Regions from separate parts of the Homo sapiens genome. Here region 2 is linked to region 1. A link is an interaction called in ENCODE POLR2A ChIA-PET data of the cell type or tissue named here. Cell type or tissue: MCF 10A. All regions are shown on one strand. Each heading gives the region's core, and the rest is flanking DNA. Links, peaks and the distances in the headings are about the cores only. Region 1 has its middle 560 kb from the start of LINC02630. Region 2 has its middle 360 kb from the start of LINC02630.

Region 1 (16,212 bases), core at 5,231-13,230:
GTTTGTTAAAAAGATTATACTTTCTCCATTTAATAGTCTTTTACCTTTGTCAAAAATCAATTGACCATAGATGTGTGAGTGTTTTTCTGTACATTCTATTCCAGGGGCAGCAAGCTATTTTTTTTTTTCCTTTTGTAAAAGGTCCAGAAAATAAATATTTTAGGCTTTGTGGACCACATAATGTTTGTTTGTAACTACTTAATTCTCTTTACCACAAAAGCAGCTATAGAAAATATACAATTGAATAAGTGCACCTGTGTTGCTAGGCTGAATTTGGCCCCAGGAGCTATGGTTTGCTGATCCTGGCTCTATTATATTCCATTTATTTATATGTCCACTCTTAGGCTAATACCATGCCTTTTAGATTGGTGTAGTTCTGTAATAAGTCTTGAGATTAGGTATAACAAATCCTCCAACTTTGTTACAATTTTTTTTGACTATTTGCCTTTCTACATAAATTTTACACACAGCCTGTTGATTTCTACAACAAATCCTGCTGGGATTTTAATTGGAATTGTGTTGAATCTATAAATCAATTTAGAGACAATTAATATCTCAGCAAATTTGAGTTTGAATTCTTCCAACTAATAAGCATGATATATCTCTCTTTTTAATTTTTTTCATCTTTATTGATTTCTTTCATTAGTGTTTTATAGTTTTCAGTGCATATACTTTGAACATATTTTGTTAGATTTATACCTAATTTTTTTGTGTGTAATTTTAAAATTTTCATTTTCAATTGTTCATTGCTAGCAGATATAAATGTGATTTAGATTTGCATATTGACCCTATTTCATGTGACCTGGTAAGTTTGCACAATAGTTCTCATAGCTTGTTTATAGATTTTTTAGAATGTTCTACATAATTATGTCATATGAAAATTGTTTTAATTTTACTTATTTATTCTATATTCATTTTATTATTTTTGTTTGTTTGTTTGTTTTGAGACAGAGTCTTGCTCTGTGACCCGGGCTGGAGTGCAGTGGTGCAATCTCTGCTCACTGCAAGCTCCGCCTCCAGGGTTCACACCATTCTCCTGCCTCAGACTCCTGAGTAGCTGGGACTACAGGCGCCCACCACCATGCCCAGCTAATTTTTTGTGTTTTTAGTAGAGACAGGGTTTCACCATGTTAGCCAGGATGGTCTCGATCTCCTGACCTCGTGATCCGCCTGCCTCAGCCTCCCAAAGTGCTGGGATTACAAATGTGAGCCACCATGCCCAGCTTATTTTATAAGTTTTTTTATTGCACTGGCTAAGACCTTCAACATGATGTTAATGGGAGTAGTAAGAGTGGACAGCTTTATCTTCTTAATCTTAGGGAGAAAGAATTCAGTCTTCCACCATGCAGTATGATGTTAGCTATAACTTTTTTTGTAGACTCATTTTTTCTTAAGGAAGTATTCTTCTATTTCCAGATTGTTAAAGAGTTTTTATCATGGATACATGCTGAACTCTGTCAAGTATTTTTTCTATATCTATGTGGATGCTCACATGTTTTTCCTTCTTCATTAGGTTGATAAGACGAATTACATTAATTTTTAAATGTTGAACTAGTCTTTTATTCCCTGGATAAGCCCTGCTTGGAATAATGTATTATCCTTTTTCATGTTACTAGGTTTGACAAACTACAATGTTGTTGAGGATTTTTGTTGATTGTCTGAATCTCATTTCGTTGTCCTAGTCAGATAGAAAGGCTTTCTTTCCCATCCTCCCTTCCAGTTATTTTGGGACCATGTGATTAATTCTGGCCAATTAGACAGAAGGAGGAATGCTCTTTCAAAGTTGAGGCATGAGTTTTCTTTCCCTCTTTCATCTTCTGCCAGAGTGATTATGTTGATAATGTGAAGACTGAAGATGGAAACAGACTCAATTCTTGAGTTACTACTCAGAAGAGAGCTTCCCTGGAGAATCCTTGGACCTGCAACACAGTTGGGGGTGAATGGATAAGATATCTTGTTTATTAAGTCACTGAGATGATGGAATTAATTTGTTAACATGGATTAAATTAGTTAAATTAATTAAATTATACTATCCCATTAAGTGAAGATGTAGGATTTCAATAGGTTACGTAAAACAAAAATAAAATAGCTTAAAGATGATTGTTACTTGAAGTTAAGTAACTCAGCTCAAAGCTACACATTTGTCATTCAGAATTGGGGCCAAATTCAAACTAAAACTAAATGTTTGAAGGAAAAAAAAAATCCTAATGAATCACTACCTTCCAAGACTTAGTCAATAATAAAAGTGAGTATTCAGTCATTTTAAACGGAATTTTTTTCTACAATAACAAATCCTAGAGCAGTTGGTTCCTTTCCAAGTCATAGGAATACAGAATTAAGATTTCCAGCATCAGTATTCAGTACAGAGGTTTGACTAGCTAACTCTTGCCAGATCTAAAAACAACCAGTGAGCACCTCTGATATCAGGCAAGGCCAGATAAGCAAACTGAAACCTCTCAAAACGATTTACCTGTGAGTCAATTACTGATCACACTTTAACAGCCAGAAGGAAAAATAGGCAGTTACACTTTAATGGCTTTATCTCTCTGTCCTAAGTGATTTTTTTGTTTGTTTGTTTACACTTAAACCAATCACATTTAGCCACTGAATGCTTTATAAAAAAGCAGATAGATGAGTAAGTTGAACAGTGCCAATAGTCTTAAATCATAGATTATTTTACATTAAGAAAATGAGAACTGGCCAAGTGCGGTGGCTCACACCTCTAATGCCAGGACTTTCAGAGTCCGAGGCGGCTGGATCACTTGAAGTCTGGAGTTTGAGACACCCTGGCCAACATGGTGAAACCCTGTCTCTACTAAATACATGAAAATTATCTGGGCACAGTGGCGCGTGCCTGTAAACCCAGCTACTTGGGAGGCTGAGGCAGGAGCATCGCGTGAACCTGGGAGGAGGCAGAGGTTGCAGTGAGCAGAGATCATGTCACTACACTCCATCCTGGGCAACAGAGCGAGACTCTGTCTTAAAAAAAAAAGAAAAAGAAAAAAAAAGAAAAGAAGGGCTAATGATAACCTTTTAAAAAGAATTATGTGTGCTAAATTACAGAAAATAAGTGAACAGGGAAATGTCCCAGTTGGCTAGTGAATATTTTTCTTAGCATACTTTTAAAAATGTGGGTATAACATGGAAATCATAAAAATCCTAAAATGTATCATTTCATATAACATATGAATTTACATTGCCATACAATATTTATCAACGTATTGTACTAAATGCCTAAAGAATAAATTCAGTTGTTATCCCTCTATCTGAAATCTTTTTTAAATAACCACTAAAGCATTAACACAAGGAAATTTTTCGACAATGCTATTCATTTTATTTCATCTTTCAATAGATGGGGCTTCTATGTGTAATCAGATTGGCCCTTGGGGCCTAAAAATAATGGAAATTTTCAAATGGACTTGGAGGTTGCCATGTAGGACTTACTACAATAGCAGTTCCATTTGGGCATGGAGAATATATAAGTATTTGCAGGAATGGGCTAGGCGCGGTGGTTCATGCCTGTAATCCCAGCACTTTGGGAGGCCGAGGCAGGCAGATCACCTGAGGTCGGGAGTTCGAGACCAGCCTGACAAACATGGAGAAATCCCATCTCTACTAAAAATACAAAAACAAAATTAGGTGGGTATGGTGGCGCATGCCTGTAATCCCAGCTATTCAGGAAGCTGAGGCAGGAGAATCGCTTGAACCTGGGAGGTGGAGGTTGTGGTGAGCTGAGATTGCACCATGTTGGGAATAGGCCCCCAAAATCTGGCCGTAAACTGGCCCCAAAACTGGGCATAAACAAAATCTCTGCAGCACTGTGACATGTTCATGATGGCCATGACGCCCATGCTGGAAGGTTGTGGGTTTACTGGAATGAGGGCAAGGAACACCTGGCCCACCCAGGGCGGAAAACCACTTAAAGGTGTTCTTAAACCACAAACAATAGCATGAGTGATCTGTGCCTTAAGGACATGCTCCTGCTGCAGATAACTAGCCAGAGCTCATCCCTTTATTTCGGCCAATCACTTTGTTTCCCATAAGGAATACTTTTAGTTAATGTGTAATCTATAGAAACAATGCTTATCACTAGCTTGCTGTCAATAAATATGTGGGTAAATCTCTGTTCAAGGCTCTCAGCTCTGAAGGCTGTGAGACCCCTGATTTCCCACTCCATACCTCTATATTTCTGTGTGTGTGTTTTTAATTCCTTAGCGCCACTAGGTTAGGGTCTCCCCGGCCTAGCTGGTCTCAGCAGCACCATTGCACTCCAGCCTGAGCAAATAAGAGGGAAACTCTGTCTGAACAACAACAAAAAATAAATTAAAAAAAGTATTTGCAGGAATGGACAATGCAGTTTCTAAGGTAATCAGTGTCATAAGCACTGTTCTTAGCTGCATGCACCATTTGGGAATACATAAGCAGATGTTGAACTCATATTTCTTCAAGGCTGTAAATCTCAGTAGCAGGAGTCAAGCTCAGTCCCCAGAAAAAGTGGGCCTGTGATTACCCCCCGTACATTTTCCAGATGTTTCCTCTTGCCTGCCATTATCACCTGATCCTGCCAGATTATATTTCTCTTTACTATTTTTTTAGTTTCTTTTAATTAGAAAAACTGTCTCCTCAAGTTTAGGCATTTATAAATTCTCTTCAAGCTATTCTTTTTATAAAACAGAGTCTAAAATGCAAAGTTATGCAAAGTCTAAAGGGCTAGTGAGAATTAGATTGCAGAGGAATCTAATCCCCTTCCCTCCCTTTGCACCTAAGAGGAAAATTTCACAAAATCCTATGTATTTGAGATTGTTAGGGACATCAAAAAGGAGCATGGATTTAAGCCCATTGTGAAATGCTTCCAGAGGTTCCTAAGATTAAAAGGGAGAGATCAGGGTTCTGTCAGGCTTTTGTTAGTGCTTATCTCCTAGTCTTTGCATTTTGTCCTTCTCCTACCCCTCTCTTCTTTCTTCTACTTTTCCCAACTAATCCAAATTTGAATTCAATGAATTTATCAATCTCATATAATATTGAGGTGTGATTGTATTAGTTCATTTTCACACTGCTATAAAGACATACCTGAGACTGGGTAATTTATAAAGAAAAGAGGTTTAATTGGCTCACAGTTCCACAGGGCTGGGGAGGCCCCAGGAAACTTACAATCATGGCAGAAGTGGAAGCAAACATGTCCTTCTTCACAAGCCAGCAGGAGAGAGAAGTGCAGAGAGAAGGGGGAAAGTCCCTTATAAAACCATCAGATCTTGTGAATATTCACTCACTATCACAAGAAGAGCATGGGGGAATTGCCCCCATGATCCAATCTCCTCCCCCAAGGTCCTTCCCCCAATACATGGGGATTAAAATTCAGATTACAATTCAAGATGACAGCCAGGCTATATCAGTGATTAAAGGCAAGTTAATCCTATGGGATTCTGCAATCTTCAAAAAAAGAGTTTGTTAATCCAAATAAATAATGGCCTTTCAAGAAATATATTATTATTTTTAATTTAATTTTGTTTTATTTTATTTTATTTTATTTTTGAGATGGAGTCTTGCACTGTTGCACAGACTGGAGTGCAGTGGCGCAGTGTTGGCTCACTGCAAGCTCCACCTCCTGGGTTCACGCCATTCTCCTGCTTAGCCTCCCGAGTAGGTGGGACTACAGGTGCCTGTCATCATGCCTGGCTAAGTTTTTGTACTTTTAGTAGAGACTGGGTTTCACTGTGTTAGCCAGGATGGTCTCAATCTCCTGACCTCGTGATCCACCTGCCTTGACCTCCCAAAGTGCTGGGATTACAGGTGTGAGCCACCTCACCCGGCCAAGAAGGATATTTTTAAAGGAACAGACTTTCTGATGCTTGCGTTCACTACGACATCCCAGCCTCCACTACCCTTAGGAAGAATATATATATATATGTGTGTGTGTGTGTGTGTATGTGTGTGTGTGAACATTACTCAGTAGTAGGCAGAACAAAATTCAGCCACTATTTTTATAAAGGTAAATACAATCTATAAAACTTAGTAAAACAGAAAAGTAGTCACCACCATGTTAGGGAGTTCTATGGCTGTAGTGGACACAAAGAAAGTTTCAAATCACAAGGGAGAGTTGGTAATAATGACATCACCTGTACCTCCCATATACCACCCTACCCTAATGCTATACTACCTAACTAATGCTGCTACTATAACTGTGGCTACTACTACCACTGCTACTTTATTGTCATTAGTTGTGCCTTAATATTGTACAATTCTTTATAATTTATTTTTTTAATGCTTGAAGACTTTTATTTAATATCAAGTTATTTTTAAGGAACAGGGAACTAAAGCAGAAGAGAGAAGGGGCTTAGTCCTAAGCACAAGAAGTCTGTTTTTAATTTTCCAAGAGTGAGAGGAAAGGGTTTTCTTTTTCTTTTTCTTTTTTTGAGACAGAGTCTTGCTCTGTCACCCAGGCTGGAGTGCAGTGGCATGATCTTGGATCACTGCAACCTCCGCTTCCCAGGTTCAAGCAATTCTTCTGCCTCAGCTTCCCGAGTAGCTGGGACTACAGGCATGCACTACCATGCCTGGCTACTTTTTGTGTTTTTAGTAGAGACAAGGTTTTACCATATTGGCCAGGCTGGTCTCGAACTCCTGACCTTATGATCCACCCACCTCAGCCTCCCAAAGTGCTGGGATTACAGGCGTGAGCCACTGCGCCCGGCCAGGAAAGGGTTTTCATGCTACAAGCCTCTTGGTGAAATTTTAGTTTGAGCATTAATTTTGATCTCCATTCTGGTTATGGTATCAAACTAGCAGAAGCATGAACAGCTGACACATGTTTTACACAAACTCTGGAATTGGCTGCAATGACTTGTCTTGGTGAGGGGAATTCTAAGTGCCAGGCCAGCTAAGAACCAATGCAATTGAACCAATGCTGTCTAATACCAGGCTATTATATCCATAGAACACTCTTGATTTGCCTATGGCCAAACTTCTCAAAACTTTATAAAACAGGGTCTAAAATACAAAGTTATGCAAAGTCTAAAGGGCTAGTGAGAATTAGATTGCAGATTGCAAAATCACTTTTAGCTGAAACTAATAGCTTTCTGTCATTCGTTAGTGTCAAATATCTTTTTTTGTTGTTTTTTTTGTTTGTTTGTTTGTTTTTTGAGACAGAGTCTTGCTCTGTTGCCCAGGCTGTAGTGCAGTGGTACAATCTCAGCTCACTGCAACCTCCATCTCTCAGGATCAGGTAATTCCCCTGCCTCAGCCTCCCCAGTAGCTGGGATTACAGGTGTATGCCACCATGCCCGGCTAATTTTTTTGCATTTCTAGTAGAGATGGGGTTTCAACATGTTTGTCAGGCTGGTCTCAAACTCCTGACCCCATGATCAGCCCGCCTCAGCCTCCCAAGGTGTTGGGATTACAGGTGTAAGCCACCGCTCCTGGCCTCAAATATATTTTTGTTGCATTTGACCTTTATATACTTCTTTTTGAATAGTCTCTTGACATCAACAATCCTCTACTTCTTGATTTCCTCTTTCTTCTCCTTCTTCTATAGCTTCAGCTACATTCTCTGTATCCTGTTACTCCAGAATTATGGCCTCAATCCTTTTCTCTCCTACCTAGACAAACACTAATTTTGAAGATCAGGTTTTATGTATGTAACTATCCCTTTTATAATCATGATAAACACTTTGTCTACATTTTTATTCTTGAAATTTTAATTTCTCTCCCATATTTCCAGCTCATATAACACCATTAAATATTTGCTAAACATCTGCAGTAATTGCCGGAGTTACAGAAGAAATCGAAAACCTACATCTTGGCTTCTAGGAACTTATCTTTCTTTTCCTACAAAGTTATAAAGACCAGGAACATGATGTACTTACTTTAATAAGCAACTCTCTCATCAAAAACGACATGTACAGAAAACAAACTTGTCATCTCCCTATATTCATTAACATCTTCCTTCCCCATGAAGTCCAGTAAACTTTCTCGAGAATTTTCTGATGACTAATTCTTGTTGGAACTGTCATACGCAATCAATGTATGTGTTCTGCTGATAATTCTTATGAAGCATGCTCCGATTCAATGCTTTAATCTCAACATAAGCTGCTCTCCTCACATTCGGATTCTGGACAAAACTTCCTGATTACTCCCAACTTTCTCATCCTCCTCTTCCAAACCAGCCTGTTAACTGATGCTGTTAATTTTCTTAAAGACTTCTCAAATGCCAAGAGTACATCACTCACAAAAATGTTATGCTTTCTTATTTTGTTATCTTCTCATACCGAAATCTATTTCTTCAATATCATCTTACTTACTACCTTGGTTTTACTCCAATTCTATATTTTTAAGGCCTGGATCAAGATTTAACTTTTCCATGAAGCTTTATCAGGTGGATTGCAGACCACATGGTTTAATTTTGGTCCCAAAAGATAAATTATTAATATTGACCTATACAAAGCTGTCTTATACCTCAACCTCCATTGTAAACTCCTAGAGTCTACACTGTCTTTTCATTGCCCATAAAATAGGCATATTCTTCTGTTTCTAGTCTTTTTATCCTTCCTTATTAAATATTTGAAATTTTAAAATTGATAACAAATAATAAAAGACAACAAATAATCATTTTGTATAATTTACCAATTTACCATAAATTGTTACTCAAGTTGCCCTACTTCACTCTGATCTTGCATGCTACAAAAGTCATCCTATAAGATGCTTCAATTTATGCAGGCAGTAAGATGTTTGTAACACTAAGAAAACTCAGATTATATTGACAATCAGATTTATTTATGAAAATAAGTATTCATATTCACAACTTGTTATGGAGACAGAAAACACATCTGCTAAAATTGGCACTCCCATTTCAAATGACTCATGGACAGGGAGTGATAAACTATGATTTGCCAACAGGTTCATGTACCAGTTTGTGGCTTGGGTTGACATCACATGATCTTTCTTTTGCAATCTCTGGCACATGCTTCTCACATAGAATGCCAGCTATAGTTCAGTGGACATTTCTCAGAAAAGGACACAATGTCAGAGAGAAGCTTGCCACTTCTCAAAATGTGTTAGAATTGATGAATGTGTTAGAATTGATGAACACTAAGAATTGATGAACGGGTTACACTGGTTAAATTCTTCTTTAGCTTCTTTTCTTCTTTTTTGCTGTTAGTCAAGATGGGAGTCTTAATTTTTGTTTCAGCAAATGTACATCATTGTCACACAGAAAAACAAGCAACATCATAAATAGCAGTGTTAATAAATTAACTCATGATCATGCTTTTAAATCTAAATATAAAATAAAGAAAAATATTTTAAAAATAGGAAAATAAAAATATGAATATATTTATATTTAAAGAAAGAGTTACACTTATTATATTTTATGATCTATATATTCCTTACTGTAAAAATAAACTGTGAACATATTCAGTTTAGAAAATAAAGTCCTTATAGTTGAGCCTAAAAAGCTGTGTTTTCATTTCCAAATTGAGGCAATTTACAAGTAGGTGTCAAAGCAAACCATTTTCTTTTAATTATGTAGTAAATCATGTACCATGAAAACTTCCTAGGAGATTATTGAGAAAGGATGTTCTTGGCACAGAGACAGCCACATGAAAAATTGATTAGCATTGCAGAACAGAAACAAGCATGAGAAATGGAAAAGAAATATTGAAAGAGGACAGATAATTATGACAACTGGGTGTCTTGGCTAAGTGACTATTACAGTCAGTATTAGAAACTTGTCACCTATTGGTTGATTAATTTGTAGAGATCTCCAGGGAGACACTAGAATATATCAAGCTCTGGGACCCGGCTACCTGGTACATATGGTGGCTCTGCTATTTTCTTCCTATGTGGCCATGGGTAGCCTCCTTAATCTCTTTGTGCATCCATTCCCTCATCTGCAAAATGGGAATAATAATCATACCTTCTATGTAGGCTTGTGATGAGAATTAAGTGAGTCCATGTAAAACACTATAAAAAGTTCCTGGAATACAGTAAACATCCAAATGTTTGCTCTTATGAATATTACTGGTTGTAAAGGCCAGGGACCAGTACCTGTCTGTGGTTTGTTAGGAACCGGGCCACACAGTAGGAGGTGAGCAGCAAGCCATGGAGCAATGCTTCATCTGTTATTTATAGCTGCTCCCTGTCACTTGCATTACTTCCTGAGCTCTGCCTCCTGTCAAATCAGCAGCAGCATTAGATTCTCATAGGAGCACCAATCTTATTGTGAACTGTGCATGCGAGGGATCTAGGTTGCATGCTCCTTATGAGAATCTAATGCCAGATGATCTGTTACTATCTCCCATCACCCCCAGATGGGACCATCTAATTACTGGAAAACAAGCTCAGGGCTCCCATTGATTCTACTTTATGATGAGTTTTATAATTACTTAATTACATATTACAGTGTAATAATAATAGAAATAAAGTGCATAATAAATGTAATGTGCTTGAATCATCCTGACCCCGCCCTCCACTCCTGGATGGAGAAACTGTCTTCCACAAAATCAGTACCTGATGCCAAAAAGGTTGGGGACTGATGTTGTAGCGCATTGAGTAGAATATTAGAGAAATTTTACCATAGCTTAATCATTCAATTTTGATCTTTACAAACCAATGCATCCATGGGAGAAATTCATCATCAGATTTTGAAATAGACACTTATTTTGTTATAGCCAAATCCCTTAAACATAATACTGGGTAAAGGATGTAATCAAAACAAGCAGTTCACGTGGATTGAGAAAGTCTTTTGTCATCATCTCCTTGGCTACTGGTTTTGTCCTATTTAATATTTATTTCAACACCACGTTTAAAATATGAAGATGTTAAGAGTCAATTTTTAATATCAGCAATCTTATTGGATCCTTTCTTAATGGTAATACATTGACACTGCTTGGTTTAGTGCCCTCTTTGTTTACAATTGCAGTTGATCTCCTCAGATTCCTTAAGGCAATCCTGAATAGCAAGACTGCCTCACAGAAAAATGTGTGTAGTTGGTAAAGTTGAGAATAGGCAGCTTGCCACCTCTTATTTTCAGTCATACATACAAATGCAAAAGTCATATTTCAACATGCTCTTCCTGCTCTATGCCCTCACTATTGGGGCTTCATTTTGCTCTGTTTATAGAAATGGTTTTATATTCTTCGTTTAGTAAATTACATCAAGTTCTAGAAATTTAGGATTGTCAAGTGTTTATTACTTCAAGCTGTCTCTGTACTGCAAAATCCACTGTATGTTGATAGCTAATGATTTGCAAAGCATCGTGATTGTTCATAGTTACATGCACCCACTGCAAAATCCCAAAATTAGCAACAACATGTTGTTTAAATGTGTCTTTGGAAGAAGAAAACATGGAACATTGGAAGTCACTGTGTATATACACATGGCTGGTGAGAAGATGAAAGTGCACACTGGAAATCCCTGAAAGCTTTGCTAAGTTATAGCTGGCAGACTTGGCAACATTTTGCATTTTTAGGAATTAGATTTTGATACTTTTTTGTGTGAAAGCAGTAGGATCTGAATTGCTCCTGTATCATCCGTGAAGGGAGCTCTCTGTTATCTCAGCTGAATTTTCGGCAACCACAGTTTTGAAAGAACTAATGTTCTGAACAGTTCTTAAGAGATCCATGAAATTATTCTTCCATTTTCCCTCTTGTCTGTAATCTTAGAGAAAGATATATGTAAATTAATGTGAAATGCATCAAGGATAACAAGTTGAAATTGAGTCATACTTTCACCTGCCTGTGACATTTCAGGAGGTAATCACAATTCATCATGGTCACGTAAGGGGTTATCAAAATATGCAAGTTTAAATGGGGCAGAGGATTGAATGTGGGCAAGGTGTATTATGCAACTCAACAAATAAGCAATTTCAACAATTCTGAAAACTAGCTGAAGTATGAAATAACTTTGAGATTAAAAATGAACAAATTCTGACTAGTGTAAAACAGAAAAACAACCAAAGGCAAATAGCTTACTTTGAAACAATCCCAGGTGGGTTTAGTATAATTTTGCCTGGCAGAAGGAACAGTGTCAGTGATTCCCAAGGTCTCTTTGAACCTCCCTGTTTGATCACTCTGATTTTCTTCTTTCAAGGGCATCACATGTATTTTGAATGCCATGTCTGTGTGATGCACCTTCCATGTATGCATTCACTTCTTTTCTTTCTCTGGATGCAGCTCAGTTACACAGGGAGCAATGCCCTCTGGAGCTGGCATGCTGCTTGCTGTTTCTTCAAGTCCATAGTTAATGAGGATGTTTGGAAAAGTACTGAGGTTGGTAAAGTCACAGCCAAGGGAAGGGGACCAGAGTAAGCGTGTTTGTTTTTGAACTAAGCAGCATTATGTTTCTGTAATAGTCCTAACTCACAGATTAGTGCCATAATGCAGTAACATTTATTTTTAAATTTTATGGATGCATTTATATCCTTTTTCCTGATACTCATTCCTCAGGCAAATTTTAAAAAACTGATTAAAACATTACTCATACATTCTTTCTTGATGTTTGTGCACATTTTTTAAATCAAATTTTGAAAAATTGAACATTGCCATTTAAGTAAAATTGACATAAATATTATACATAAAAGTTGTCAGAGAGCAGTTTCTCTAATTAATTTTTGTTAACTTTTCTAAATGTATTTATCCAAGAAAGTTGAGAAAAGTAAAAATTATTGTCCTTCTTTAAAGAATTTGTCGGTGTTTTACCTAGCAATCACGTGACTTTTGAAACATTAAAACAAACAATAACTTGATATAATTAGTAAAAGGTAAAAACTTAGATTAGATACTTCTATTGCCTACATGTATAAAATGGACACAATACTTCCACTCCTGCCAGTCTATCTCCTGGCAATGTTTACTAAATGAAATAATGAACTTACAAATTACTTTGAGATGTAGTAAGACCATTCAGATATAAGATAACATGTATATTATTTTTTTCTAAAATTTACCTTTTTGTAAACTGTATCTCCTGAAGAAATGCACAGGAAAGTGAAAACACCATGGATTTTGAATTCAGCTCCATTATTCAGTGGCCTGGAAAATGATTTTGAAGTCATTTTATGTTTCTGATCTTTGTTTCCCCAGATGTAAAAGTTGAATGATAATTGCTTATGAAATTTTCTGTGACCACTATCAGACAGTATCAGTAACAGAATCAATATATATCAATTTTCATCATTCTTCCATTTCAATAAGGTCTAAGAAAGGTAGGTTACTATATTTAGTGTATTGATATTTTAGAAACATATAGTGATAGTTTCTGAAGCAATAATATTCATTGGAGAAATAAAGCTGATAATTTGTCTCACTCATCTTTGTTTGGTGCATAATAAACACTGTAAATAGTCAGTGATCCAAAGAGCAAATGCTTAAAGTGGCCAAGATATATGTATTTTTAAAAACTTTCTGGTGCAAAAAGTGCATATACAAAATATAATATTGTACCATAAAACAGACCCAAAACAAATTGATTACAAATATAATTAATTGTACGTTTTCTTTTCACTTTGAATTTATAAGGCCTTCGGGGAAGACCTGAATTTGTCAAAGAAATTTGTCAAAGAAAATTAACCTGAAGTATATTTCTTTTTGATGAGTTTTTAAATCATTCTTTTCAATGTAAGGGAAAGATGGCGGAATAAAAATGAATCTAAGACTCTACCTCCCTCCAAATCCAGTAGAATAAACCACTGCCATGACCACAAACAAAACCCATATCAAACAAACAAATAAGTGAACTTAAGGGCCAAGTGGGAAGGTTGGGAAAAATCAAGGATCAACTGGGAATAAGAAATCCTGCATGCCACCTGGGGATCTCTGCATCAGCAGGAAAACCTTCCAGGGCTTGCCATATGCTAGGCATATCAGATAGATTCAGGGCAATAAATTGCTTTACGTATTTTAAGGAGAAGATTTAATACAAGGAATATAACATTTTTGCAAGGGCTAGAATGGTAGGAGTCAGGTCTAATAATGGCTCTCTCTTGTGTAGAAACCACTGCTATAGCTTCAATCTAAGAACCTGGAAGGCACTACCACCGCTATCTCCTCTTCTACAACCAGCTCAATACCTCCTGACCGCACTTGTGACCAGAAAGTGGATCCACAAGGCTGCCTCCACAGCTCTTGTCCACACTCGTGTCCCTGGGACCTTGCTTGCCTGCAGAAACCTCAGCAGGATATGGGATTTCAGTTCAGAGATGAATTGCAGGTAGAGCATGAATGCATCTAATTTGCATCCATGACCCTGTCCACAAAGGAGTCTGGGAAATAGGCTTTTAGTTTTCCAGCCTCTACCATACCATAAGGCACACAAGAGGAGGCAGGAATGGATGTTGATGGCCCAGTGAACATATTCAGAGCTCCAAGGTAGGGTGGTAATTGGAAAATAAGCTGCAAATGACTGCAGTGTGATACTCCCTTGGTTCCATGGAGTGTCACTTGATGCAGGGCATTTGAAGAAATTTCCATAGAGAAAAAAAGAGTCAGCCTTCCTAGCAAGTTCTGCCTTCAGCCCCCCCAAACTCTTCATCCTGTGCACTTACACAAACCAGGTTATAAGAAATAGAGTTCAGGCCAGGAGCAGTGGCTCACGCCTGTAATCCTAGCACTTTGGGAGGCCGAGGCAGGCGGATCACGAAGTCAGGAGATCGAGACCATCCTGGCTAACACGGTGAAATCCCATCTCTACTAAAAATACAAAAAATTAGCTGGGCGTGGTGGCAGGCGCCTGTAGTCCCAGCTACTCGGGAGGCTGAGGCAGGAGAATGGCGAGAACCTGGGAGGCAGAGCTTGCAGTGAGCGGAGATCGCGCCACTGCACTCCAGCCAGGGTGACAGAGCTAGACTCTGTCTCAAAAAAAAAAAAAAAAGAAAAGAAATATAGTTCAATCCTATACACCAAGGCTACAGAAAATTCGGGGGAAAAGAGTCAGTAAGCAAATAGAAGATGAAAAACATACGCCTGAAATATTTATAACTAAATCATGTATTCACAAATGAAAATAGCTTCTTTTGCTGAAATGGTAACAGGGCAAATGCAATTTTAGTGGACTCAAGGAATTTAACTGCTGCCTAAGTATCTGGCATAGTACACAGGAGTGACTTTGGAATAAAGATTATATTTAATCTCCACTTTTAATCATCTTAATTCAAGAAATTGAAGAACATAAAACCCAGGGGTTTTTTTTCCTATTTAAAAGAATGCGCTTAAATAGCATTAGTTGACAGGTAACTACTTCAGTAAATAAAATATCCTTTTAATATAATGCCAGACTCTTCACGCCCCACCCCCAAGTCTCCATTATCCTGTAGAGTAGCTCACTATCCTCACCTGCTTTGGGCAAAAATGACTCATAGTTCAGGTGCTAAGGAAGCTGTTCATTCTATTGCATATATGTATATGGAATTACTAATTAAGCCAAGTCTTTGTGCATGAATTTGGAAATTTAATTAGTAGAGTTGATTTTTAAATTATTTCTTCGAATCACCTAGTCCATAATAATATTTGTCCCTGTGGGCTACAATTTGAAGAATTTTAATCATAATCTCCTTTTCAAAGTAAGAATCTTTCTCAAGCCTCTTTTCATTAAGAAAACTATTTATATGAAATACTTGGCAAGCCAGAACAAATCCCACATTCCACTTAGCAAAAAACAACAACAACAACAAAATCCCATTAAACACACAGTTAATACTTCTCAACACTTGTAAATCCAAAGTTCATGCTTGGGGTATACGTGCGTGTTTCCAAATTCAGAGGCCTAAACTTGATGTGCTTTAAATGAAAAAATTTCAGGTCAGAAAGAAAGTAGGAAAAATCTAGAAACCATTGGAAGATGGGTAAATATCTTCAATTTCAAATTTCTCTTCCCTCTACAGTTTCTTTATCATGTATGATGTGGTTGAAAGATCATTGCCATGAGAGCTTAGACAAAGAGATCTCCTCCTGTCTCAGGCACTCACTGGACGTGTGTCCTTGGTTACATGGAAGATGTTACCCAGGTCTGTGTGCCCCAGGCACACCACATTAGGAGTTTGAATAATACAGTTTCTCAGTTTCTAGAGTTCCATGAGTCTCAGATGCTCACTGTTTTCTGCATTGTGAACATGATTTTATTTATCAAAATAGCTTTATCTCAGATGCTTTATGCAGATGAATAGGGTAGTAGTGTCTATAATGAAACTGAATTGCTCTCTTGTTGTTTGGTTCCTGCCTTTGT
Region 2 (16,212 bases), core at 5,159-13,158, 200 kb before region 1:
TTAGTTAAAAAAAAGAGAGAGAGAATGAGAGAGAGAGAGAGAGGGCAGCAGGTAGGCGGATGCAGTTTAAAGCTTTGATCGATAAAAACTGGGATTAGAAAATCCCAGCTTGCGTGTATTGCATCAATAAAGTGAGCATTCTGAACACCCAAACTGAATTTACCATTTGCACCAGGCTGCGCCCAGTGGCTTGAGCCCTCTCCTTGTACCACTTAGGACACTAGTAGAACAGCTGATCATGGGTTCTCCACCTGCACGGGAAAGAGAAGCAGAAGAACCAAAGCTATGCTATCCAGCCCCACCCTAGGCTCATAGCTCATGGCCCAATGCTTCCCTGGAAGATCTAAGGGTTGAGCAAGGGGCCGGGGTGCTCAAGGAAACCCCTCATTATGTTAACCAGAGGTATAGGGAATAAATAATACTAAAGGGCTACTTCAATTATTTTTCTTATGCAGGCTTCATCTTATGAAAGAACTGTTTCTGCCAAAGGAACTTCATCTTTTAAGCAGTAAATATAATTTCCAATTTTAATTTTTCAAGGCATATAAAACTAACTGCCAATTGAGCAAAAACTAACCCATACTAACTCACAGATACTAACTCACAAATGAGTTAGCATTATTAGGTTCGTGCAAAAGTAATCGTGGTTTTGCATCAAGCAAAAGCAAAGAAATTTGGTATATTATTTAGCTTCTGGTAAAATATCATTTACATTTTTGAAATATTTCATCTGGGTCTGAGATACCAATTATTACTTTTGGGGCTCTCCAGGGATTATGGTAGCATGGATTGGAAACCACTGTTCCTCTCTTCATCCACTGAGACACTAAATCATTTTTTGTTCTTTTACTCAAGTAATTAATTACATTAAATATGAATGCAAAACAACAGATCTTCCCATTCTGAAACTTTCTAAATGAAGCTACATCCCAGGTTGATAGGTAGTAATCAACCTTACCAGATGCTAAGTTCTTGTTTCAAGATTCTACGTGTAATAATAGCTATACTAATAATTATTCATAAAGAATCTACTACGTGTAAACCACTATGCTGGGCTTTTTGATTCACTCTGTAATTTATTTCCCCAAGTAACATTCAGACAGCTTAAGTAAATTGCCCATGGACACACAGTTTATAAGTAACAGATACAGGATTTAACTCTAGTCTGTTTATTCCAAACTGTTTGCTATTTTCTTTTTCTTTCTCTTTCTCTCTCTCTTTTTTTTTTTTTTTTTTTTTTTTTTGAGATGGACTTTTGCTCTTGTTGCCCAGGCTGGAGTGCAATGGTGCGATCTCGGCTCACTGCAATCTTCATCTCCTTGGTTCAAGCAATCCTCCTGCCTCAGCCTCCCGAGTAGCTGGGATTACAGGCATGCGCCACCACGCCCGGCTAATTTTGTATTTTTAGTAGAGACGAGGTTTCGCCATGTTGGTCAGGCTGGTCTCGAACTCCTGACCTCAGGTGATCTGCCCCCTTCAGCCTCCCAAAGTGCTGGGATTACAGATGTGAGCAACCACCCTTGGCCATGTTTGCTATTTTCTTTATACTAGTACAAGAAAAAGAAAGCTAAAAGGTATGAACTTTTATGCTCGTATGTTGCATATATCACAAAAGAAAGGAATTTTTGCTATGAAAGATTAAGAAATTTAATTTACTATGTACATAAATTATTTTCCATCTCCGCTTGCCCGTTATTTCTCTTAATTTTTGTTAATACTATATTTTTAGTATGTCTATTAGTAATAACTTTTGGTATTATAAATGTTACTTTTAAACTTATTTTTCTTGATCTATCGATTTTCAGTGGTGCTTTTTGATGCCACTTTAAGCAGTTTTTTATTTGTGCCATGATTTCTTAGACAGATTTCTGGTTTGCCTGGTGTTTTCAATGCCTTTTGTTTTTTTCTTATTGATAAAAGATGTTTATGACTTCGCTATACCACTAAAATCATTCAAATTTCTAAATATAGCATTTTTAAAGTAATTCTTCTTGAAGATATTCTACTTGGATTTAGGTTAATTGACCACTGCCAACCTGAAATTACTATTCTTTGCAACCATGAATTAAATCTACTTTTTCTTGGATACTGTATTTATTCTCCTGGTGAATGTTGTAAGTTTATGTTTTTATTCAGAAAATTTATTTTTAGGAATCTTACTTTTGCACTTTTGAAAGTACTTTTATTTTAATACTTGACAATGTCATGGAATACAAAATTTTAGGTAAAAATTTTTGCTATCAGGACTTTGAAGGCATTTTTCCATCTTCTTTTAACTTGTGGTGTTGCTGATGAGAAATTTCATAACTATCTAATTTATTTCATTGTTCCTAACATATTCTTTCTCTCTACCAGCTTACATCATCTTCCTTATTTCTCTGTGTCCTGTCATTGTTGAAGCGCTTCCCAGTCGGTTTCCTTGTTTACTGTCCTAATTACTCTTTGGACTCTCCTGTTCAGCAAAAGTTCCTTTCCAATATTCCGTACACCCTTTGCTGCAGCCTCTTACATATTTATTCTGTCCTGTGGCTGCTTAAAGTGCCTTATTCTATAGTTCCTCAATCAGAAATTTATCAAAATCTCAAGTTTACTTATGATCGATATCTTCAGCACTGTAGGAAAAATTTTCCTTTTGTAAATATTACTGTTTCAGTAAGAAATTGGAAGGGAAGTAAACAGGCATGGCTGGTCAACCTTCTTGAACTGTCATGAGTAGGATTTTGGTGTCATAAATAAAAGGAGGATAAGTATTATTGGAAATCTTCAACATTGACACCATACAGCAATCCTTCCAGATTCCCCAAATCAGTTAAGTTTCCTATTTGTTCTATTTACAATTTTAAATCTTCTTCAAAATTCCTTGGCCTTCTAACTTACCACCTCCCAAGCAGTCTAGGTCTTGTAAAGAAAGAACATAGAACACATTGAAAGCAATTTTTGAAACTTCTCAATACAAAATCTATACTTTGCTTGAATGCACACTTATTCTTTTCTTCCTTGCATGTGTTACATTTGGAAAAGGATTCTTTCCTCTTCTCTTAGGTAATCATTCCTTAATGCCCAAGATCTCAGCCCCTTCTACTTCCTTATGGCCTAGTTCCACCATCAACCCCATGCTCTGCTCTGTCCACAACTTTTCCTCCACAATTGCCTCCTTCCTATTAAAATTGAATATGCTTGTCCGTCATCTCAGCCCAGCTGCCCTTGATTCTGTATTATCAACAACTGTTCCCCACATTGGTCACCTTCCTTTCATAGTCACGTTCTACAAAGGGCTTTCTATACTCATCTCCATTTTATATTATATATAATACATATTTATTTTATATACCATATAATATATACATACTATATTATATATATACACATACCATATATAAATACATATAATATGTAGGTATGGTAACCTACTATACTTGAAATGTAGCTTGCCTTTTTCACTTAACAATATATTGGAGGCAATATATTTAAAAAGTAGTTTTTAAAAGCTATGATGTATTCCTTTGTATAACTGTGCTATAATTTATCTAGTCAGTTGCATATTATATGCCATTTATTATAGGTTTCTTTCAGTCTCATTATTGAAAACATTAATGCAAAAAAAGTTGGTGTCCATATGTCATTTCATGTTTGTAGGCTTATATATAGAGAGAATAATTTCTGAATAGTTAAATCATGGGTTGAAGGATATGAGAATTCTTAATATTAACCAACATTGACAAATTGCTTGCCATGGAAATTATTCTGGCATTCTTTCCTATAAGTAGTGGAGGAGAGGATCTGGTTCTCACACTCTCATGCTTCAGATGATGACTGCCCTGGTTTTCCTCTTCTTTCCTTTCCTTCTCCTGTTCAGTCTCTTCTGTTGTTCCTGCTTCCTCTTTCATCAACCATTGATGTTTTTCAGTCTCCCTCCAGGACCTTATGTTCTCACTCTACACACTTTCCCTGTGCAATGTCACCTACTGTTTTGGCTTTATTTTCAATCTGTATATTGAAGACTCCCAAGTCTTTATCACCAGCCTGAATACTCTTGGGACCCATATATTAAATATCCTCTGGACTATCTTCCCTAGGATGTCTTTCAGGCATTGAAAACTGAAGAAGTCTGAAATGAAACTCATCTTCCTTCTGAAGCTGTTTTACTCTCAGCTTTCCCTAGCTCTGTTAATAGACCCTGAATAGGGTCTAGACCCTGGAGTATTCCTTCATTCTTACTTTCCTTTATCAGCCCGTTTTCTTCACTCCCTTTCCAAATACCCAATAAGGATCTATGTTCAGCTGGTTCTATTTTACAAACCCTTGTCCAATCAATCTGTTTCTCTACATTCCCTCTGCTACCACCCTCATCAGGCTACCCCTAACTCTTATGAAATGATTTTGATGACCTCCTAACTTATGCTTCTGCCCATAGTGTTCTCCTCCCATCTGGTCTCCAAAACCCTTTACAGAGATTAAAAAAAGAGTCATTTCACATCATTGCATAAAAAAATTTTCTATAACTCCCCAATATCTTTAGGATAAAGTGCTTCTCCTTCCTGACACTACTTCCCCATGAGATATAACCAAGTTGAACCTTATGCCTTCTCTCATTTACATAGTTTATTGTGCATCTATTCTCTGTGCCTGGACCACACTCTTCTCCACCATCCAATCACAGCTGAAATGACGCCTCCTTAGAGAGACATTTGCTGGTTTCTATAAAAATGTTAGGTCTCCCTGAACTTTCTCCGTCATGATCATTCAACATTTTACTATACATACTTGCTTAATGCCTTTATACTTTTTTTAAGAGTACGTTTTGTGATACTGAGGACAGTTTTGGTCTTGTCAACCACTATATTTCCAGTGCTTACTTAGTGCAGTGCCTCACACATAGTGTACACTCAATAAATGATGATTTAAATTTATGATTGAAGAACGATTAATTACATGTGTTGGTAGACATAAGATAGGCAAAAAATAAGACAGGAACACTAGGTTGTTTTCTTAAAAACGTGGATGGAGTCATGTTGATTCACCGATTTTAGTTTTTCTGTGATTCATGCTATGCATTTCTGAGATGTCAGGTTGATGGAGTAGTTGTTTTGTCTCTGACCTTGGAGCAGAATGGGACAGTAGTTTCACTGGTGCTAAAACCCATGACCTTATCCTTATTAGCACATCTCTGTAAGGAGACTAGTGTTAACATGAAGCTATCAATTTTTAACAACTGTAACTTATGTAAAATTTGGTAAACTATATGCAGGAAACCATTCCCATATGGGGGGTTAACAAATGATTTTTGATGAGTACTATTATTATTGCCCAATTTTAATAAACTGCAGGGAAAGTTTCAAGAGTCCCTGATATAACAACTATTTTACTAAGTTAATGTTTTTTCTTCTCTACTCTATGGTGCCTGCCAAAAGTGTGAGTAAAAAATCTGGATTACGAGGCATTTATTGGGTAAACAGCATTTCATTTTTACACAAACGTTGACATTAATTAAGTCTTCCAACATCTGGGATGTAGGTAAGTGTTCTGCTAATTTTGCAGAGGAGGAAATGAAATCACAGCGGACTGGCAGCTTGCCAAGGTCACTGAACAAGTTAGTGTCAGGACTGGGAGTACTACTCAGGAATTTTTGGCTGTGAATCTTCTTTTCAACAAAAGTAACTCATAAGGAAAAAGCATATTGGGAATATATTCCTGTTTTTATGGTTCCTATCAAACCTGGAAGGCCCAGTAATCTTGTGAGAATTTCTTTTTTCAATCTCAATTTTATGAGTGAGTGTACCCTAGTAAGAATCACATATCCATTTACAATGTCATTCACTCATGTGGATCAGAATTTTGAAAAATCTGTTTACTATCCATTGCTTTTTTCTCTTCATCTTATCTCTTTTTTTCTTTAAGAATTTCAGTCCACGAAGCCTAACCCTTTAAAAAATTATTGTGATTATAAAATGAAAGGCATCCTAGCCTAACCAAATAAATGTCACACTTTGTATTTTTAAACACAATTTTATAATATGTGCTGGTTTGTTATATTGTGTAAATCAAAAATATAAGAAAATGCTTACCCATTTTTGAAAGATAAATGCACCACAATTTCTTAAAAATGTATAGTGCAAGACCTAGGCAATGATTCTAGGATAGGTAGAATGATTAGGAGCCTAGACTCTGGTGCTAGGAAGCCTGTTTCAGTTCCACTTCTGCCACTGATATGCCAAGTGACCCCAGGAAAATCTTTTAACCTTTTGGTGCTTCAGTATTCTCATCTGTAAAATAGGAATAATAGCAGCGTTCACCTCATGGGTTATTGCAAGGATTTAGTGAGTTTGTCCATATATGACTTAGAAAGGTGCCTGGCACACAGTTACGGGACACAATTATCAGTTACTAAAATTATTTGAGGTATAATTGTCATACAGATTGAGCATCCCTAATAAAGAAAAATCTGAAACCCAAAATGCTCCAAAATCTGACACTTCTTGAGCACCAACATGACTCCACAGGTGGAACCCTCCGCAGCTGACATCATGTGATAGGTCACGGTCAAAACTGTTTTATGCACAAATTTATTTAAAATATTGTATAAAATTTCCTTCATGCTATCTGTGTAAACTGCATATGAAACATAACTGAATTTTGTGTTTAGATTTGGGTCCCATCCCCAAGATATCTCATTATTCATAGTCATGCACCATATAATGAAGTTTCAGTCAATGATGGACTGCTTATTCGATAGTGGCCCCATAAGATTATAATACCATATTTTCACTGTACTGTTTCTATTTCTAGATACATTTAAATACACAAGTACTTACCATTGTGCTCCAGTTGCCTATAGTATTCAGTATACTCGCATGCTGCACAGGTTTGTAGCCTAAGATGAATGGGTTGTACCATACAGCTTAGTGTGTAGTGGCCTCTACCATCTAGATTTGTGTAAGTTCACTCTATGATGTTTGCAGAAAGACAAAACCACCTAATGACGCATTTCTAAGAATGTATTCATTATTAATTAACACATAACATATATACATACACATACACACATGCACGTGCGCACACACACACACACACATACACACAGTATTAGTTTGCTAACCCGTCTAGGTTTGTGTAAGTAACTGTATGATGTTTTCACAGTGATGAGATCTCCTAATGACGATTTCTTAAAATGTATGCCCGCCATTACATGACACATGACCACATATGCAAATATTCCAGAATCCAAAACCATCGAAATTTGCAATGCTTCTGGTCCCAAGCATATAAGGGATACTCGACCTGTATTCTGTATTTCTGAAACCAGTCTTAGATAAATGTTAAATATGACATAGAACACATTAAGTGCCAAAGGAAAAAAAATGTGTTGTTAGGAGAGAGAGAGGCAGTTTGGCAGAAGGCCAGATTCCCATTTGTAGCTTATTTCTGTAACATTTCCACAAACTTCCCTTGAGTGCAATGAAAAACTGTGTAAAGCGATACTGCTGGCTTTGAATGAACCCACAACACAAGGGAATTCTTACAGTCAGATTGAAGAGGCTGGCTAAGGATGTTCAGCTACTTTTCCCTCACAAGAATGAATACAGGCAAATGTGGCCATATCGTTTTTAGCATATTTTAAAATTGCTCTCAGACATTAGGCAATTTTGCTAAGCATTTGCCAAGGGAACAGCAAGCTTGGCTGTGCTTTACATTTTATGGAGCTTCATGAAAGCTGGTATTTGAGGAGGAGCAGCCTTTATTCTATCTCTTCGGAGATAGAGATAGCTGTCTAATAGCGCCCCTTGATAAGCAAGAAAATATTTGTAGGGTGTATGCTTTAAAGGTGCCACTAGATGTCCAAAAGCAGTATTTAAGGAAGAGAAAGCATACTCTTTGATAGAGTAGTCATCTACAGGCTTAATAGTTGAAAACACAATTCCAAATTTGGGGTTGCTATGAAATTTTAGATAGTGTGTGTATTTTAGACAGTGTGTGTAACTGAGTGTTTTCAGTGTAGATAATCATGTAAAAACTTCTATCATATAGACATAAATGAAAATCATTTGATTTTTAATATCAGGGACAGGTTAGCTATTGGCCCCTCAAGTTTTTACATTTCCATACAAGAGTTGTGCAAAACATGGATTTTAGTGATGTAGAACACAGAGTGCTTGGGAGTGTTCGGTGGGGGGAAAAAGGCATCACTCATCAAACTGAAATGCAGTTGGTGATTGTGACACAGAGCTCTATCTTGATAAATTGTGGTTTCCTAGTTTTACAGAGCCACAAAAAACCTGGAAACCACTTTGCTCTACTCAGCATTCATTTTACGGCTGTACAATTTCCAACAAAATTTCCCCCAGACATGGAAACTTAGGTAATAAATTAGGAACCTCTTGAATTATCCCATGCTATCTTCTCTGGGATTTTGCTTGTCATACTTCACTTTTGAGATGAAAAACCCTACTTGTGAAACTTCTGGTAAGTGGATTTGTGCTTTCAAAGAGCAGTTCAGAAAATACAATAGCTTTTCCAAATATGCCAATAGAAAAAACCTTTTAACAGCTGTATGCAATTTTTAGGAAGGAAGCATTATTTCAGCATTTTAAGCACTACCCAAACCTTTTAGTCACTTTGCAAGTAAAGCTTAACTAAATGCAGTGGGATATAAGAGGATAATTAGAGTACATCTTATCTCTTCATGTAGTCAAATATAAGAAGATCGTCACTGGATATTATTTTGTCAGCCATTAGATTCTGTGCAGCCTAAAACATAAAACTCCTTTAAGACTTTTTTGCTAATTTAATTCAGTTCTTTTTTTCAATAATCATGTCTAATTAGTTAAATATGCATAGGAAATCCAAACTTTAGTTGAAAATCTGACCCTATTTAGAGTTAACTCCATTCTCTTAGGAATGCAGAATTTAAGCTGGGTCTCAAGAGCCATCTTTCTTGAAATTCATACAATAATTTTGGTGGTCCTTGGAGCAGCAAGAGTTTCTTGGAAATTCAGGATCTTGGGCCCCACTCTGGATTTCCTGAATCAGAATCTCTGTTACAACAAGACCCCCACTGAAGTTTAAGACCTGCTTTAAGTGTCCAGCACCTAGAAGAGTGACTGGCTCATAATAGGTGCTCAATAAATGTGTTGGTTGGCTGGCTGACTACATAAATAAATGATTTCATGGGAAACTGGCCAACAGCAACATGCTTCAATGAAAAATTTTAATCAGTGCATAAAACTTGGTATTCTAACCTGAGGTCACTTAAGTAGGTGCAATGTTAATTCCTAATCAAAAGGACAGGTATTTAAAGCCATCTCATCATGAACGCAGCAAGATTTCTTTCAGAGTCTGAGACAAGAATCATTTTCTAATGATTCCAGGAGGAAGGAAAGAACTCTAGCTTGACTTTAAGAGGTATCTCTAAGAACAATGTTTAGAATTTTAATCATTATGATTGTAAAATTGAACATTGGCACTCTTTCAGTGTGGCTTTTTCTGCCATGGGTGGTGATAAATTCTTACATAGATGATTTCATGATAATCAGTGCAGTAAATGAACATTATGATGTTGTATTGGCCTGTAATTTGAAATAAGTCTCCTAGATATCCTTTAGTAAGGCACATGCTTTGAGCAGCTTTTCCTATGGGGACAACCTGTGTGCACCAACCCAAGCCTCCTCTTCCAACCACCCTCTCTTTGACACATAGTCAAACTGGGGTACAGTCTGGGTGTGGGGCAGAACGCAAGCCCACTGAGCCCTATGGGAGTCAGACCCATGACCCAGCCCTCAGTGACATAGGACTCCAGCTAGCCTCACACTCTGGCTACACTGTATACCAAATGAAAAGTTATTCTCCGGGGCATGGTAAAGGGACATGGGTGGTGTGTGACATGGAGGATATGAAACAGTACACACCACTAAACACTCTTGTGAAGAACCATTGTCCTCAAAGACAGTAGAATCAATCAGTGATTCTCAAGAAGACGTAATAAATCACCAGGCTGCCCCATATGGCATGACAAAATGCTTGTGATTAAGAACATTTATTGATTGTATAACAACTAAGATGACTCTGATAAAATTTGCTTTTGTATGACAAATATTTTTTCCAATTTTTTTCTTTTCATAATAGTCATTTAATCCTATAGTAATTTCTTTGCTTAAAAATATAGGTTGTTGTGAGACTCATATAAAATAATTATATTATTGTGCTATGCCCTTTCTGAAGCTGGATAGCCATAAGTTGTTAACATTTACAGAAGACAAAGTAAAGATATCTCTTCTGGGGCCAGGCATGGTGGCTCACACCTGTAATCCCAGCACTTTGGGAGGCCGAGGCGGGTGGATCACCTGAGGTCAGGAGTTCGAGACCAGCATGACCAACATTGAGAAACCCCATCTCTATTACAAATACAAAAATTAGCCAAGCGTGGTGGTGGGCACCTTTAATCTCAACTACTTGAGAGGCTGTCACAGGAGAATCGCTTGGACCCGGGAGGCAGAGGTTGTAGTGAGCCAAGATCACGCCATTGCACTCCAGCTTGGGCAACAAAAGCAAAACTCCATCTCAAAAAAAAAATTATCTTTTCTGGATGTTAAACAAAATAAAAATAAGACAAAACACATAACATATAGCCTAGATGCCCCAATGCATAGCTTTTAAGTAAAATGAAGTGTTTTGCATTTCTCTAGTGATCAGTGATGTTGAACATTTTTTCATGTGTTTATTGGCCGCATGTATGTCTGATTTTGAAAAGTATCTGTTCATGTTCTTTGACCTTTTTTTTAGTGGGGTTGCTTCGTTTTTTATTAGAAATTTGTTTAAGTTCCTTATAGATTCCAAATATTAGACCTTTGTTGGATCTGTAGTTTCCAAATATTTTCTCCCATTTGTAGCTTGTCTGTTTACTCTGTTGATAGTATCTTTCGCTGTGCAGAAGCTCTTTAGTTTAATTAGGTCCCATATGTCAATTTTGTTTTTGTTGCACTTGCTTTTGGTATCTTTGTCATAAAATCTTTGCCAGGGTTCTATGTCCAGAATGGTATCTTCTAAGCTATCTTCCACAGTTTTTATAATTTTAGGTTTCACATTTAAGTCTTTAATCCATCTTGAGTTGACTTTTGTGTATGGTATAAAGAAAACATCCAGTTTCAATCTTCCACATATGCCTAGTCAGTTATCTTAGTACCATTTGTTGAATAGGGAGTGTGAGATACCATCTCACACCAGTCAGAATGGCTATTATTAAAAAGTCAAAAGACCACAGATGCTGGTGAGGTTGTGGAGAAAAGGAAATACTTATACACACTGCTGGTGGGAATATGAATTAGTTCAGCCATTGTGGAAAGCAGTGTGGTGATTCCTCAAAGAACTTAAAATGGAATTACTATTTGACTCAGCAATCCCATCATTGGGTATATACCCAAAGGAATATCAATAATTATACCATAAAGACACATGCATGTGTATTTTCATTGCAGCACTATTCACAATAGCAAGGACATGGAATTAGCCTAAATGCCCATTAAGGGTAGACTGGATAAAGAAAATGTGGAAGAGATACACCATGGAATAAATACTATGCAGCCATGAAAAAGAATGAGATCATGTCCTTTGCAGCAACATGGGTGGAGCTGGAGGCTGTTATCCTAACCAAAAGAATGCAGGAACATAAAACCAGACACCGCATGTTCTTACTTATAAATGGGAGCTGAACAATGAAAATGCATGGACCCAAAGAAGGAAACAATATATACTGGGGCCTACTTGAGTGTGAAGAATGGGAGGAAGAAGAGGATCAGAAAAAAATACCTATCAGGTACTATACTTATTACCTGGGTGACAAAATTATCTGCTCACCAAATGCCTGTGACACACAGTTTACCTATATAATAAACTTGGACATATAACCCTGAACCTCAAAATTTAAAAAAATGAAGTGTTAAAAGAAAATTTTTTTATAAATTAAATTTAGCGTGTTTATTTGAGCAAAGAATGATTCATGAATTGGACAGTAATCAGAACTAGGAAAGGTACTGGGAGCTCCACCCAGCAACATGGGGGCAGGGGCAGTATTAATAGAAAAGAAATGTTCTACAGAAACAGCATGGTTGGTTACAGCTTGGAATTTGCCTTACTTAGGGATGGTGTGGTAAAGCATTTACCCTATATTGACATGGTCTGATCAGCTGACAATCTGTGATCTGTGATTGGCCAAGACTCACCTGTTTGTTACAGGAATCAACTCTTCAGTTAGGCTGAAGTTTGTTTACACACTGAGTTAGGTTGTAGTTTGCCATGGGAGGACTCAAAGTGGGAAGGCAGATTTAGGCCAAATTTAATTTAACAGAAGTATTTAGCTTTGAATTTGATTCCCAAAATAAGATGATTGACTCTTTATCATATCATTACCACCATTACTTTTATTTTGTATACTTTGAAACGTTTTCAAATATTTTTGCATTTAAAACCTTTTTCATCTCCGTAACATCCCCTGATAGGACAGTCATTGTCCAATTTCACTAATGTAGAAAGTAAGACTCAGAAGTTTCATAATGATGAGGTAAATATAGAATTCTATTTCCTTAACCATAGTGCTACTCATGTCTTTAAAGTATTTTTTATGCTTGCAGGGTGTTTACTTAAAAATAAATATAATACTAAAATTTATTTTTAGTTCCAGACTAAGTATCATAAAAATGATATAAATAAATTATCAATCACTACAAAATGTAGTTTATCAATGGAACATCTATTTGCAATATTCATACCCATGACTGGTAACTATTAGATATATTTAGGAAATTATTCATTTTGGATAATGAGAAATTGAGGATTGAGGGCATATCTTTTCATTAATTAATGTCCATGTGCAAAACTTTTTTACACCCTGTTAGTGGTATACATTTTTGGCTCCATCTTTCTCCCACACCAGGTATTCCCCCAGCTCCGTAGCCAAGCTTCTGGAAAACAACGGGCCTTAGCAGCTGCTATGGTTTGAATGCATCCCCTCCAAAATTCAGATGTTAAAACTTAATGGCCAATGGGATAACATTAAGAGGGGAGGTCTTCAAGAGGTGTGTAGGCCATGAGGACCCTCTCTCATGAATAGGGTTAAAACCCTTACAAAAGAAGCTTCATACAGCATTCAGCCTTCTTGCCCTCCTGCCTTCTGCATGTGAGAAGACAGTGTTCCTCCCCTCTGGAAGATGCAACAAGGCACCATCTTAGAAACAGAGATGAGCCTTCACCAGACACCAAACCTGGCAGTGTCTTGATATTGGACTTCCCAGCCTCCAGAACTGTGAGAAATAAATTTCTGTTATTTATAAATGGCTTATTCTTGAGTATTTTGTTATAGCACAGATGGACTAAGATAGAGGCAATCACTGCATTTACTCAGCATTGTCATGTGCCAGCCTTTGCTCAGCTCTTTTGATACATCATTTCAGTTAATGCTCACAACATCTCCATAGAGAAGGCATGAAGATTTTTTTCATTTTTATAGAAGATAAAACTAAAGCTTAGCAAGGAAAGTGGCATGTGCAAAGCTTCTTGGCTGTTAGATGTCAGACTGAGGTCAATGCTTGAACCTAGTCTTTCTGATGTCAAAGCTTCTGTCTCATTCTCTTTATATTGCTGTTTTCCTACAGTAGATCCACAAAGAGATGAAACTTAAAAACACACCTCACAGTTTCAGACATGAGGAGGTTTTAGGTTCATTTATATCCATTCTGAATTGGGGAGAAAATAATATACTTGGTGAATATTTTCCAGGTCCAAAGCCAAATGCATTCATTTTAGAATAGAATCATCAATGGAAGTTGTCCACATAGCATTTGTTGGGGACCTGTTGTACTATCGGCTTGGGCTAGGTATATAAAAAGCTACAAAAAAGAATAAGACAGCCCCTGGCTTATTGTCTAAGAGAGGAGACACATATGTTAATGAATAAAGCAATAAATATTATGATTTTAAATAAGAAAACAAAGGGCTGTAGAAAGAGGAGAAGTGATTAACTTTGCTTGGGGCATCCTGGGATACTTTAGAGGAAAGATGAAACTTTAACTGTGTATTTAAGGATAAAGAGGAATTTCCAGGGCAGATAAATAAAGTGGGGTTAGGTTGACAGATTGGCATGCACACAATCTGATGTTCTCAAAAGATGGTGAATAGAGAAGACTGGAGTAGCTTAACCCCAGAAGGATTGAGCTTCATTCCACCTTTACAGACAATTCACAGACAATTTATCTAAACAGTCTAGGTATGGTTAATTTGTAAAAAAGGAAAAGTACATTTTGATTTGGGGGATGGACTTGTTGGGAAAGAAGGATCAGTACATGGATAGGGGATGGGAACGATGAAGGTCCTTGACTAACGATGGGGCTATTGGGCAGAAACTCTTGGCCTTTGAAAATCACCCAGGGAGATGGCAGTAGCTGGTGCCAATTCCTGAGATGTAATAACAGGATTAATCTGATTCTTGTAGATATTCTCTCTTACTTTTAATGTATGGATGATTTCCTCTGTTTGAGTACATTTCATATTTGAGCCTCACACCTGTCCCATTAAAGATCTCTAAAGAGGGGGGTGTCTTAGTTCATTTTATGCTGCTATGACAAAACACCATAGACTGGGTAATTTATAGAGAGCAGAAATTTATTCTTTCAAAATTCTGGGAACTGGGAAGTCCAAAATTAAGGCACAGGCAGGTTAGGGCCTTAGGGCCTGGTCTGTCTGCTTTCCAGATAGAGACTTGAATCATGCATTCTCTGGAGAGGAGGAATATTTTATCCTCACATGGCAGGAGAGCAGGAGAAAATCCCCACTCTTGCAAGTCCTTTTCATAGCAGCATTAATCCATTCACAAGAGAAGAGCCCTCATGACATAAACACCTTCCATTAGGTCTCAGCTCCCAGTGCTGTCGCCTTAAGAATTAAGTTTGGAGATTAACAAGTTTTGGAGGGGACAAAAACATCCAAACCATAGAAAGGAGGAAAAGTTCAGGGGACCTGAGAAAGGTAAGCTTTTGCTCAATTCCTTTCCTCCATATGACTTCATAAGACTTGATTTATTAATGTAAATTAATATTAATTATAGTTATAATAATAATGGTACCAATATCTGTCGGATGCTGGAGACATCTGGGCTAAACTCTCTATTGAATCATTTCATAAGATTCTCTTAGCAACCCCATAACATGGTGCTGCATTTACCTCCTGTTTCCTGTGAAATTGAGTCATAGAGAGGTTAAGAAACATGTTCAAATTATGCAGTTTGTCAGGAACAGAGCTGAGATTTGCGCTCAAGCCTGATGGAGAGTTCTTTACGTAGTTGACCTCTCCCATTTATCTCCAATTATCCTGCAGCACAGTAACAATTATTCAATATCATTAACTAAAACATTAAACTTCTCTATTAATTTTTTGATGATACTGAACTTGTTTCACATAGTCATCACTTTCACAGGTTTTTGCTCACTTAGTAAATCGAATTTAAATCATGGTTGAGCAGATAGAATTTTAATCAATCGAAAGGAACTTTGGCTACAAGTGGACAATTTATGACTGTTACTCTGTAGTTCACAAGCTGGAAGCTGCCCTGTACTCATTCAAAAGCGCTTTCAATATTTGAAAAGTTATATATAAAAATGCCACGATTTTTAACTCTTTGGGGTTTTCTAATCATGGGTGAAAATAGCAAAGGAGAATCTTGATAGAACAATGTGTTTCAGAGTCAGGATAGGACACTTTGGAGAACAGAGTGAACCTTGTGGACAGTTAGTTCTCCCACAAAATCTTTGACATTTGCTGGATAGAATACAGAATAATAGTACAAAGTTCTGAAATATCCATCACTAGGTTTCTGGAAAAAAATTAGGATAAAATAATATTTTAATGAATTTTGAGTAATTCCCAGAAGATGAAAATCAGATATTGACTATTTTAATGACTTTCATATTTGTATTGTTTTAAAAATTATTTTTCCATTGTATGAACTTTCTTATGTACCCCTGATATTCTCCCACAGTGATTTGATTAAAATGTAGTAGAATATATCATGCAACGTATTTTGGTGTGAAACAAACACTGGATCAAAGTTTTCATAGTTTTCTTTATTTTTACTTGCATTTTGTTGTTTTGATTTTTTTAAAAAACCCCACAATAGCAAACAAAAAATGTCATGTGAGCCTGAATTTTATGAACGCTTAAGGAAAAATTTTC

Evidence for each region. ChIA-PET counts read pairs that join two places held together with the same protein. Peaks named below come from ENCODE experiments on the same cell type or tissue, not always from the same donor. Only the 100,000 strongest peaks of a DNase experiment are listed, where the experiment ranks them.
Region 2: POLR2A ChIA-PET joins it to region 1 with 10 read pairs; 2 of 35 experiments call an interaction of 5 or more read pairs at or near these places.

Annotation. Positions count from the first base shown.
Region 1 is chr10:36,453,489-36,469,700 of GRCh38, forward strand. No RefSeq gene overlaps it. Among named protein-coding and RNA genes, the nearest start is that of LINC02630, 560 kb to the left of the region's middle. In MCF 10A, for the core only: no CTCF peak of the experiment used is centred there; a DNase peak (open chromatin) is centred at 8,903.
Region 2 is chr10:36,248,852-36,265,063 of GRCh38, forward strand. No RefSeq gene overlaps it. Among named protein-coding and RNA genes, the nearest start is that of LINC02630, 360 kb to the left of the region's middle. In MCF 10A, for the core only: no CTCF peak of the experiment used is centred there; DNase peaks (open chromatin) are centred at 5,560 and 8,210.